3 separate regions of the Homo sapiens genome follow, and regions 2 and 3 are each linked to region 1. Evidence: chromatin contacts called from ENCODE Hi-C or POLR2A ChIA-PET data. All regions are on one chromosome and are shown on one strand. The core of a region is the stretch at or near the end of the contact, and the rest is flanking DNA. Distances in the headings are between cores, read along the strand shown. Region 1 holds the start of MAFTRR (MAF transcriptional regulator RNA). Region 2 has its middle 140 kb from the start of LINC01228. Region 3 has its middle 12 kb from the start of MAF.

Region 1 (4,091 bases), core at 992-3,491:
GGGCTGCCTAAAGAGTTACAGTGCGATCCCAGGGAAAACAGCCAGCAATTATATCAGCCTCTGCAAACAGAATAATCTGCTTTGCTCCAATCCCGATTTTTATTTTCCATAGGTTTTAAAGAAAAGTTAGAAGATAAACTTTACGGCGAAAGATTATAGGCAGGGTTCTGGCTAGGCTTTTTAAGCTAGGGGGATTTAAGGAAAGGAGACAGTACTCTCTCTCTGAGACCAAGTGAGTCTCTGGGGATGGGTGGAGTCGAAAACCTCTCCCTTGCTGGGCGATACTGTCTTGTGTTGACGTTCAAAAATATCTCCTTTAAGTTATCAAAAGAACCATCTCTTAGGTGCTGTCTGTTAGGGTAGGAGGTGGGCATGCCTAGGTCTTCTCCTGCTGCGAAGGGAAGAAGGAAGCTAGCTGGGGCCTTTCTGCTGAGCCTTTTAGACAATAGCACAGTGAGTACAGACACGTTTCCCTTGACTGCCAGGCTCAGAGCAAGGGCGAGGGTGGCACACAGGCATCTGCTAAGCAGAAAAATGTCATGCCAGGGGCTTCTTCACCAGCCAACCCTGTTCCTAGCTGGCAGGCCACTTCCCAGGCAGTTTCCAAACAACAAAACAGAAGGGATTTCATTTCTCACTTCATTTTTTTTTTTTTGGCTTCTGTATTCCCAGTCCCTACATTCTGAATAAACAACCTTTTGTTGTAAATGGATAACTTGTAAGCCATAGGCACTCAGGGAGAGCAAAGAAGCTAGCTAAGGTGTGGGGAGGGGGAGGAAGAATCTGTGCTCCAAGACTGGGCCTGCCTACTGTGTTGTTATGTGTCTGGGCTACATGTGTCTCCATGTCTCCGCGTCCTCACCTGGAAAGAGGGATAATTCTGCATGCCATATTGACAACCACAATGGTGAAGATGAATTAGAAGGAGGCACCTTGAAAAAAAGAAAAAAGGAAACTGTATAAGAAAAAAAGCCCCACACAGTTTTAAATATGCTCAACTTGATAATTCTTCATAAAATTAGAATCACAGTGACTTCCAGTATGCAGCTGAGTTCACGTGAAGTCTGCAGTCACTTGTTAGAGAAATGCTTTTACGGAATTGCTTCACCAAGCAGAGAACTGGCTCTGCTGTCTCACAGATGTGGGAAGTGACCAGCTTTGATCAGAGTAGCCTTGATCCAGTCACTTTCCTCTCTGAGTTGTGGTTCCCACATTAGTTGAGGGGAAGCTGCCGAGGTGGATGTGTGTTGCAGGATGAAGATAAGATGTTCCCCAAACACACAGAACATGGGTCTTTTCTACTCATTCCAGGATTATTGAGGAAGATCCACCTAAGATGCAAGTGTTAAATACAGTGATGGGGCAGGATGGGCCAAGGGTGATAAACATGCTCATTCTGAGAATTGGTAGTTATGCATAGGACTGCATAAGGCTGGCATAGCCCTGGCGATGTAGGTTCTACTGAGACCTATCCCCAGATGGGGGCCATAACCACATGGGCAGTTGTACAGCCATGCAACCACACCAGTAAGTGGATAGAACCAAGAGCTCCAAAGTTACACAGACAGTTTCCAGTCCTGCTTCTGCCTCCCCTGCTCAGTGCCTCTGTTTACCCATGGGCACACCAAGCTCTAAATAGGATTAAGCATGGCAACTACTCAACACAGTATCTGGTAGAAACCCCTCAGAAACGATAGTATTATTAACAATATTATTACTAACCCTAAGTACCTGGGGCTGCATATATCTCAGCTCTCTTTTCCTCCTGGGCAATTTCCATTTTCTAAACCGAGGTCCTGCTTTTTCAGCAAGGAAACTGTGCTAAATGCTCCCGCATCAGCGTGTGTGTGTGTGTCTCTCTCTAGGGGCTGGGGGCTCAAGTGTTGAAGTTGGTTCAGCGTGTGTGTGTGTTTGTGCACGTGTATGGGTGTGTGTAAGGGCTGGGGGCTCAAGCATTGGCGGTAGCTCAGCGTGTGTGCGTGTGTGCGTGTGTTCAAGGGCTGGGGGCTCAATTGTGAGAGGTGGCCCAGGGGCCGGTTAGAGACTGGGAAGGACGACAGAGGCAAGACACGCAGCGAGTGCTCTCGCGAGAGTTCACCGAGTTGATAAAATTATTAAAACACAAAATACACATTTGCGTGAGGGGGAAAAAATACCCGCTTGTCCGTCCTGTCCCTTCAGGCTGCGCAACGCTGGAGGGCGATGGGAGCTCCACACAGGTGGGACGAGCCTAGCAGGTAAACCTTCCACCGGCCCGAGCTCCGCGACGCCGCGCCCCCAGCCCCGCCCCGCCTTAAAAAAAAAAAAAAAAAAGAAGAAGAGAAAGAGCCGCCGGGAGAAGCGCGGACGCCGCCGCTTCCCGGGCTCCAGCCGCGGCCCAGAAGAGGAGGAGCCCAGACGCCCTTCGCGCGCCATTGGTCCATCCGCCTAGCAACAGCCGCGGCCGGACCAATGGGAGCCGCGAAGCGGCCGGCCCCGCTCCAGAAACTTGGCTGCGGAGAAGTTCGCTGTCCCAGCCAGGAAAACAAACCAAGAGACCCTTCACACCCCAGCCCTAAGTTTTCTTTCTTACCCTGCCTACCCTCCCCCTTTCCCTTTGCAACTTGTCACCATTCCCAGCTCATGCATGCTTTAGTCGCCAAATTCTGACGCGGACGGAGGGCCTTTTCAGAAGGTCATCTCTTCCCACCCAAAGGAGAAGTCTCATTAGAGGCAAAAGAACGGACAGGTTGAAAACGATTTGTCAGGTTTCCGAATCTCTCTTGGTCTTCAATTACAATAGCCTCACTTTTAATATATAGTGTGTTTTTGTTTGAACTGATCTGCAAGATCTGTGCCCAAAATGAAGGGCAATTTGGAACATTTATTATGTACCGGGCTTTGACCTCGAATTTTGTTTGCTTTCTATGCCTTATTGCATTTAATCCTCTAATTAATTGTAATTCGGAGAGTGGGTTGCCCTGTCTCCATTTAATAGATGGGAAATTGAAGTTCAAAATGGTGAGTGGAAGTGTCAGAGAAATTCTGTTAGTACATGGTTACACAGGATTCAAACCCAAGCCAGTCTGATTCCCAAGACACTCTGGTTTCATGATGCCAGGAACCTCTGCAAGCACTTTTCAGAAATGGCCATAAAGAAATTCTCTGACCTACCTTGTGGGTTGTAGGTCCTGCCCCATACTGGAGAGGAAGACGTGCTACATAGAGAAGCTAAGAAAAATTTGAACAGACAGGCCGTGCTGGGTTTTCTGCCTCAGTCTCTTGCTATTAGATCAGACTCTTCTTTGTCTAACCCTATTTCTACCTGGCTATCCATGCTTCATCAAACTTAAGCCCGGGTAAAAACAGATACCCGGGGTATCTATTTTTATCTGGGACTTGCGGTCTTCATTTTGAGGGCTCCCATGTCACATAAAACTATGATTGAATAGCTTTGTTATGGCTTTTCTCCTGTTAATTTCTTGTCAATTCATTCAGCAGACTTAGATTAGAGCCTTCAGAGGGAAAGTTTGAACTTTCCTAAAGAAATGGTGTATATTGCAAAAATCGAATCCAGACTCTCTCTATGTGTTATCCTCAAACCCCAGCTTGCTTTGTGGGTGTGTGACCAGCCCAAATGCACAGATTCTGTACTTAGAAGGTCTTACACTTGGTTTACTGCTCTGCTGTTGCTGTTTTGAAGTTATTAATACGATTTGAAGAAGAGGTCCCGTGTTTTCATTTTGCACTGGGTCTGCAAATTATGTAGCCGCCCCTATGAATACAGCTTATTTAAATGTCCCAGAGGAATCTCACGTTTTGAGAATGTCGAACCTCAAGGGAAGGAGGAAGGTTGTAAGCTTGCCACCCCAACCCACATCACACACACACTTAGACTTCTGCACACACCCTACAGATAGTTTTATGACACTATAACTGTAATTTGAATCTCCAGTCTATTAAATGGGAGTGTATATATTTATGGCTGTGTTTATGTGTGTGTGTGCATGCACACGTGCCTGTGAGAACTCAGAGAGGGAATAGAGGTTTGGGGCATTTACAACACACAGATACAGTCCTGATTATTGACTCTATCCTTTCACTTTGGAGAC
Region 2 (4,091 bases), core at 1,000-3,499, 200 kb after region 1:
TGCCTTAGAATCTCTGATGTTCTCGCCCAAATGCATGGAAAGCTCTCCCCCAATTTATTCTCAGTAGGTTTGGGTGGGACTCCAAAATCTGCATTTTTAATAACATCTCCAGGTGTTTTTAGTTTGTTTGTTTTATAAACATTCCTGCTTTAGAAAAGAGGGCAGCACATTTGTTCTGTAAAGGGCCAAGCAGTAAGTATTTTTGGTTTTGTGGGCCAGACAGTGCCTGTCAAGACGACTCAACACTTCCCACTGTAGTTTGAAAGAAACCATGGATAATACATAAATAAGTAGGCATGGCTAGTATTCAATAAGACTTTATTTACAAAAACAGATTTGGGAAAAAAAAGAGAGAAAAAGGAAACCAGATTTGGCTGTTGGCTGCTGCCCAGAGTTTGCCAACTCATTGGAATAAAGAAGTTCTTGAGCTGAAATATGCCTTAAAATCCCTTCAGGTGCACTTTCCACAGAACAGATATCTGTACTTCTAAAGGCATGAACATATGCATTTTTTCAAGTTCAACAAATATGTCCAATGGTCACTGCAGGATACCTATCTATTTATCCATCTGTCTATCTGTATTAGTCTGCTCCCACACTGCTAATAAAAACATACCCAAGACTGGGTAATTTAAAAAGGAAAGAGGTTTAATGGACTTGCAGACATGGCTGGGGAGGCCTCACAATCATGGTGGGAGGCAAAGGAGAAGCAAAGGCACATCTTACACAGTGGCAGGCAAGAGAAGTATAGAGTGAAGGAGGGGAAAAGCCCCTTATAAAACTATCAGATCTCATGAAAACTCACTCACTGTCATGAGAACAGCATAGAGGTAACTGACCCCGTGATTCAGTTACCTCCCACTAGGTCCCTCCCGTGACATGTGGGGATTATGGGAACTACAGTTCAAGATGAGATTTGGGAGGGGACACAGCCAAACCCTACCTCCATCTATCTGTCTATCTATCTGGACTAAAATAAGAACTTTAAAATATTTTCTTCCCTCCCATAGTAAATTGGGCTACCTTGAGAAGAAGCATCCATCCAATTCTTGGAATACTCAAGCAGGAAGCTAGTAAATCTCTGACAAAAATGATGCTCAGGAATTCCTATTTACACTCATTGAACGAAATAACACCATTATTTCCAAAATATTCCAGGGCTCAATGGTGTTCTTGAATTCGATCTTGGTATCAAATACAACTGAATTCAATTCCAGCTTTACCACTTGTAAGTGCTTAATCCTGAGAAAGCTTCTTAACCTCTCCAAGACTTGATTTGCTTACCTTTAAAATGGGAGACTAATATTTGTCTGGCATAATGCCAGTTTGGATACATAATACATAGATAAAGAAGCTACCCCAAGGCCTGTTCCCATAATAAGTTCTCAATAAATTGTGTGCATTTTCAGTATTGATATTATTAATGGTGGCCAGGCACAGTGACTCACGCCTGTAATCCCAGCACTTTGGGGGGCCGACGCAGGTGGATCACCTGAGGTCAGGAGTTCGACACCAGACTGATCAACATGGTGAAACCCTGTCTCTACTAAAAATACAAAAATTAGCCAGGTGTGGTGGCATGCACCTGTAATCTCAGCTACTCAGGAGGCTAAGGCTAGAGAATCACTTGAACCCAGGAGGCAGAGGTTGCAGTGAGCTGAGATCGTGCCACTGCACTCCAGCCTGGGTGACAGAGCAAGAATCTGTCTCAAAAAAAAAAAAGATTATTAATGTTAACATTTACTTGTTCCTCATTTCACTGCTTTGACCCTATCTCAGAAATTCCAAGTTGTACCCTGGAATGTTTACACACACAGCCATCAGTGTTAGATTTACATTTTCTCATCTCATCCTCTCGTGGTGCTTTGACAGGGCTGAGATCTATGTTAAATATCATCATTCATTTGTTGGTTTCCATTCTCTTTAACCTCATGTGTGTGTTGCCTCACTCAGTCATTCAAACGACCCTTAGCAATTCAGCTCATGAAATGTTTGCACGGGGCATTGAAATAGCTCTTACAAAAGGTTCTAGGTAGAGTTTCTGCCACAGAAACTTTCTCAGGCCATAAACAGCCTTTTAAAAAAAATATTTGGGTAAATGTTCACATTTTGAGCTCTTTTGGTGCTGAAGTTGTGGGCCCCACCTTTTGTGGAATTCTTTCAACTATCAAGACCATGTGAATCTCTGGGCTAAGAGGTCACCGTTTCTGATTCTGGGACGTGCAGTCCCTGCACATTCTTAGTCCAGGCCGGCAGCCCAGAAACTACCCTACAAAACATTTCGCAACACTGGCCTGAGTACAAGAAGTTATCAGTGTGAGCTTCCTACACATCCACATGGGGCTTCTCAGTATTTCACCTTTGGAGGAAACACAGGCCCAAATCGTTAGTTTCCAGAGCCACAGATGGTACAGATAAATCCCCAATCAATATGTGCAGTGATAAGTTCTTATCAGTGGGAATGGATCCTGGGAAGTGTTCACCAGTTGATATTATCACGCTAAGTAAGCCACTAATAACCCTGCTTCCTATGTCGTTCCTGCATTCTATAAACTCAATCCCATGCCTTAATGCCCACAATGGGTCTGGGTACTTTAAATTTCACATTTACCAGTGTTAAAATATAGCAGCAGGTAACTATTTCTGAATTTTGGACTCTCATTTTCTGGCCCCATTGATGGCCTCATATTCTGACTCCCATATTATGAGACAACGTTTTTACTTGGAAAGTAGATATCTCGAAGCTCATTATAAGAGATGTGCTGAGTCATTCAACGGTTTGCTGACTCATCAGAACAGCTTGGGAGCCACCATGTCCATGAGCCAGCTCTAAGCAAATTACATCCTCCAAGTTAATTAGAGCTGATGTTCATATTCCCCTCTTAGAAAGAAATCTTAAGGTCCATTTAATATAAGGAGAGTCCACTAGCAAAGCTTGAGTTTTCAAAGAAGTAATGATATGTCCTAAAGTCTCATATAATAGATTGAATACCTGTCTTCTCACAGATATGCCACCTTTCCCATGGTGTAGCCAATTCTCTCCAGGGCCTTGGCTTATTTAGTTCATTTCTTCTAGAATTTTAGAAGATTCTATCTATACCTACATATGTGACTAAATATATATAAAGCCTTATGGTACAATTGACTATTGGACAGTGGTTGCCAATCAGTAAAATGAACCCAGATTCCTATTGCAAAAAAACTGAGAGATAACAGTGTGTGCTGTTTTCAGCTCACAAGTGTTGGGGCAATTTTTTACGCAGTAACAATAACTAATACAATTAACTGATGGAAGCTTCACCAAAGAAATACTGGTGAATATGTGCCATGAAAGATGTGTGCATGTGAGAGCATGTGTGTCCATATCTTAAGAATACAGCAGCAGGTGGAAACTTCAGGATTTTGTCAAATTGTTTATGTGGAGGCTTATCAGCAGAAGGGGAGATGCTCTGCCTCATACATATTAGAAAATAACAGAAACAAGACAGTTGAGCTTCTGTTCAAATTTCAGACATGGAGGAATTTCCCTAGACTCAAAACCTTATGGAATTTGGAAGAGGTTCTGAGTTTCCTCATTGTATTCCTCATGCCTGACACAAAGCAGGCACAATAAATACTTACTGAACAAATGAATGAATGGACAAATGAATAAAGAGAATCCAGAACTGATCTGGTGTGAATAAATATGTTAATATCAGGTGAAAATTTTTAGGACGTGCAATTTCCCAGTTGTTTGGAGACATTCACTTTACCTCCCGGGTTGGTGAAGAGTTTGGAGCATGCCAAGGTCATGAGCATGATGGATAATGTTGCAGCCCAAATCATAAGTCACGATGTCTCAACCTAACTGTCTGTTAAGAGTCACTGACTCAGCATTTTACATTAGGAGTAACTGTTGTGAACAGGAACTAGGAGAGGATAAAAAGAGTTCACAGCTGAGCAGGTCACTTGACAGTAAGCTAGCCTGGTGCCAGGCCTTTCCTGCTGATGTGGAGCTCTGCCGTCCACAAAAGGACCCTGGATGGGAATGTGTCATTGCTGCATGACCCACATGCTTCTGGAATCTCCAGCAGGCTCCATCTCCCCAATGG
Region 3 (4,091 bases), core at 473-2,972, 160 kb before region 1:
GGTGGCTGGCTCCTGTGTTGCAACACAGCACTTCTTACCTTCGCCTCTCACTAGTCTGATTGGCCCATCTTTCAATTACCAGGATGCTTATCTTGCTCACTCATTAGCCTATATCCCTTAGCTGGCATTGAGTGGACAACATGGTTGAGATATGCGAGCTCTGGAACTGAAGTGGGCTGCAGTCAAATCTTGCTGGGATTGGTTTTTGGAGGAAGGGAGGCTTGGGATTAAGTGGCTGAGTGTAAGTGGGGCATCCTATTCCAGCACTGCCTGCTGCTGCTAGAGAGAGCCCTGGTGCAGCTTTGAGTCACAGCTGCTTTTCCCAGGACTTCAAGGCACACAGACACTATTTTGTAAGCTTCAGATAAGAATGCAAGGCCCGCCCTCATTTCCACATACCCAAATCATGCCCATTCTTCCAGGCACAGCTCATATGAGATGTGACGTTGCACCTGAAGCTCAGAGCAGAGTGTCGGGCATCCATTAGTAAAAGTTTGATGCTAATACTAAGCCCCCAGCTCCAGAAGCCCTCCTGCGCTCCTACCTTTCATTCCTGTATCCTCACAGTTGTAGTTCGACCTCTCTTTGGGAGCCTCACAATGTATCCAACAGGTAGAGTATCACCTTGCTGATTGTGTGATCTTAGAAGAGTTCTCGACGTGCTTTTTGAGTCTCATTATCTTCATCTGTATAATGGAATGTCAATTCAGCCTCTTTGGGTTGCAAGTGAACAAAATTTGACCTGAATTTGTTTAAGCAAAAAGGATTCTCATTGGCTTGCATGGCCCAAAATCTAGGGACAGGACTAGTTGGGATCAGGGGTCATATAGTGTCATTGGAACTGGCTTCCTTCCATCTGTGTGGACTCCAGACCAGGGCTCTGCATAAGAGTGTGATAATTGTAGTAGTTCCAGCCTTTAATCCTCCTATGCTGAGTTCATGGGAGTCAGTTGGAGGCCCCAGTAGGGCGCTCAAAGTCGCGGTTTGGGTTGCATGGGTCTAGTTCATTTGACTGCTTATAGGCTCATCCCCGAGCCCACCCCTGTGGCAAAGAGATGAAATATCTAATTGGCTGAGACTTGGACTCAGATATGGTATGGGACAGGGGCCTGGAGAATTCTCTGAGCCTGTCTGAGTGTGATGGAAATGCCATCACCCAGGGCGACACTGAGGAACCCAGCATTAAATGGCAGCATTACTAACAGCCAACTCAGACATGATATTCACCTGGGCCTTGCCCTTAGTTTTAACTTATCAGATTGTCACAGCAACCCTATCAGATATGTGCTGCTGTTATTTACATTTGATGGAGGATGTTACTAAGGTACCCCCTTAGTTTCCCCTTAGGCACTGCCTTAGAGGGCTTTTCCAGGGCCACATAGCAGGTGTAGTACAAGATGTAAATCCAGGCATGGCTGCAAAGTTTGCACACACAACTCCTTTCCTTTATTATGTATTGTAGGAGGGAGCCAGTCAAGAAATGAAAGGTAACAAAACAGATAAGTAACATATAATATATTACGATGTAATGTAATATGATATAGTATAGTATCATATAATATAGTATATTACTATATAATATAGTAACATATATCATATCATATCATATGGTATCATGGCAAACACTGGTAAATGGTCCATCTTTGTATCTATCCCTAAAACATCTGTTGTGAGTGTGTCTTAGGGAGCTGTTGAGTGAGTGTTGACCAGCTGACCAAGTGACTCATTTTATGGGCACAGTGTGAATCCTTAGATCCAAGAAGATTGCTTCTGTCATCGCAACATCATTATTATAACATTCTTGTTTGTTTTGGTTTCACAAGAATAGCAAATCATTAAAGGAGGAAGTTAAAGGAAAAATCAGGTGAACTGTAATTTCTAGAAGTCTCGTTCTCTGGTTTCCAATGGTGGTGGGTGTTTAAAGATGTTAGCCTGAACCTGTGTCCTTAAGCCTATCTTACTGGACAGACATTATTTGAAAGGACTGTTTCCAAAACCTTTCCACTGGTAGAAAAGATCTGAGCAAATCTGTTTTACAGACAGGTGGAATAGGAATGAGATGGCAAATGCAGATGATACAGAGCTTTTGGACTTATTACCAGTCCCCGACACCTCCACCCCTTAACCTTTTTAGAAAATGCCCTTAATTCTTTGGGAATTTCTATAACTAACCGTAAACTGGTATTTGCTACACACATATGCAGCAGTGTGTTTGCAGGTTGTTTGTGAGTGTTAAAGCACACAGGGCAAGCTGAGAAGTAAAGGTTTTGTGTTGCATTTGATGATCAAACATATGCCCTCTTCGGCCTTCTCAGGGCACTGGCATTAAGGCTAGTAAATAATCTTGGGTTTCCTTGTGTCTCTCCAGCGTCCCATCTTGTAGCCCAGTATTACGTGAGGCACTTAATCAAAGCATAAAAGCAATTATAAAACGCCCCTGAAATTACATTCATATCTGTAATCAGAATTGCTAATATCTCCCCTCCCTCCACCATCCTGGTGTCATCTGATTTTCATTCCTTTGAGGTGACTAAGAGTCTAGTCATTAATGTAACACCCACCAACTTTATTGGAAGTTACCGTCAGAAAGATCTGTTTCCAAAAACTCTGTGAGCTGAATGCAATTACAGTGCTGGTTCTTCTTGGCCATTGCACAAGTCTGCACATACTCTTTGTACTAGAGTCTCTTTCTAAACTTAAGCACCAATGAGGTTGCTGTCTATTTTCTATGTCATGGGGAGGAAAGATTTGGTTTAAAGTTATTTGAGGTCTGGCACAGTGGCTCACGCCTGTAATCCCAGCACTTTGGGAGGCCGAGGCGGGTGGATCACAAGGTCAGGAGATCGAGACCATCCTGGTTAACACAGTGAAACCCCATCTCTACTAAAAATACAAAAAAATTAACCGGGCGTGGTGGCAGGTGCCTGTATTCTCAGCTACTTGGGAGGCTGAGGCAGGAGAATGGCGTGAACCCAGGAGGCAGAGGTTGCAGTGAGCCGAGATCATGCCACTGCACTCCATCCAGCCTGGGCGACAGAGTGAGACTCCATCTCAAAAAAAAAAAAAAGTTATTTGAAAGAGAAATGAAACTTCTAGAAGCTATCACTCTATTGCCTACATTTTTACCTTTCCAATAACATTGGGATGATTTGGTAGTAATGTAATAGTGATGATGATTATGGTCATGGTAATAGTAAAACTACCAGCTTACAGGAAATGCAGGCGATAGAGAAATGATGCAGACCCTATTATGAAGCCATAATTCAAATGGATAATTTGGGAACTTCTCTAAGACGAATGTTCTGCTTTCTTCAACAAACAAATGACCTGTAAAAGGGAGGAGGCAGAAGGGGGTTCTGTTACAGATGAAAACAGGCCTTATTTTAGGTCTAAAAGGAGTGGCCTGAGCCCAAGGAGGTAGCAGCAGAATGGTGGGAGAGCTGGCTTGCTGGGGCAGGGTGAGGGACGCTGTCCACACTGCACTTTTCACCTGCCTCAAGGGTCATACTATCAACCCAGCCATGGTGCCTGCGGGTCTGGGCTTCCTCCAGCCTGGTGCATCCTTTCCTCCTCCCCACCTTTTCAGCCTAGCTAACTCACACTGATAGCTGAGACTTCTCTCCTTCCTTGAGAGGCCCTTCTTTGACTACTACTTTCTTATCTAAGTGGGATGATGTATCTCCACTCTGCTCTCAGGGCCCACTGGCATGGCATTGGTGATTGTACATTGTAATTATATATGTATTTTAATTTTTTAAATTTTGGGGTAATTGTAGATTCACGTGCAGTTGTAAGGAATAATACAGACGGCTCCTGTGTACCCTTCACCCATTCTCTCCCAGCATTGACATTTTGCAAAATGACTGCAATAGCACAACCAGGAAATTGACATTGTTATAATGTACCCAACTTACACAGATTTCACCAGTTTTACATGCACTTGTGTGTGTGTGATTTCATTCTGTGCAGTCTTATCACATGCATCAATTCCTGTGATCACAATCAGCATTTCCACAGTCAAGATACACGGCATTTCCATCACAAGGCTTCCTCATGCCACCCTTTTGTCACTGTCTTCTTACTTACCTATT

Evidence for each region. A loop is a pair of places that touch in the nucleus more often than their neighbours do. ChIA-PET counts read pairs that join two places held with the same protein, here RNA polymerase II (POLR2A). Pooled maps may share reads with other maps.
Region 2: a loop to region 1 is called in a map of K562, with 3 times the contacts of the local background. The contact joins the enhancer-like site here to the promoter of MAFTRR in region 1. A Hi-C loop is called at or near these places in 3 of 168 maps with a recorded cell type or tissue (Caco-2, K562 and dorsolateral prefrontal cortex) and 2 of 50 pooled maps. POLR2A ChIA-PET finds 5 or more read pairs at or near these places in 1 of 52 experiments (HEK293T).
Region 3: a loop to region 1 is called in a map of prostate gland, with 4 times the contacts of the local background. The contact joins the enhancer-like site here to the promoter of MAFTRR in region 1. A Hi-C loop is called at or near these places in 32 of 168 maps with a recorded cell type or tissue (CD4-positive, alpha-beta T cell, CD4-positive, alpha-beta memory T cell, Caco-2 and 22 more), 3 of 37 single-sample maps with no recorded cell type and 40 of 50 pooled maps. POLR2A ChIA-PET finds 5 or more read pairs at or near these places in 8 of 52 experiments (CD4-positive, alpha-beta T cell, CD4-positive, alpha-beta memory T cell, HEK293T and 4 more).

The regions. Positions count from the first base shown.
Region 1 is chr16:79,768,291-79,772,381 of GRCh38, forward strand. MAFTRR (MAF transcriptional regulator RNA) reads right to left here and starts at 2,242. Exons shown (of 6, transcript NR_104663.1): 1 at 2,157-2,242; 2 at 863-932. LINC01229 (long intergenic non-protein coding RNA 1229) reads left to right here and starts at 2,181. Exons shown (of 4, transcript NR_104660.1): 1 at 2,181-2,237. RefSeq lists an enhancer at 2,282-2,331 and silencers at 2,329-2,527, 2,452-2,501.
Region 2 is chr16:79,968,367-79,972,457 of GRCh38, forward strand. No RefSeq gene overlaps it. Among named protein-coding and RNA genes, the nearest start is that of LINC01228, 140 kb to the left of the region's middle. RefSeq lists an enhancer at 2,694-2,838, a cis regulatory region at 2,761-2,771 and a silencer at 3,818-4,024. Within about 2 kb of position 2,250, at least 5 of the 41 ENCODE cell types and tissues checked have a DNase peak (open chromatin) inside an H3K27ac peak, as active enhancers do.
Region 3 is chr16:79,610,654-79,614,744 of GRCh38, forward strand. No RefSeq gene overlaps it. Among named protein-coding and RNA genes, the nearest start is that of MAF, 12 kb to the left of the region's middle. Within about 2 kb of position 1,723, at least 2 of the 41 ENCODE cell types and tissues checked have a DNase peak (open chromatin) inside an H3K27ac peak, as active enhancers do; they include mammary epithelial cell and prostate gland, where a contact is called at or near this core.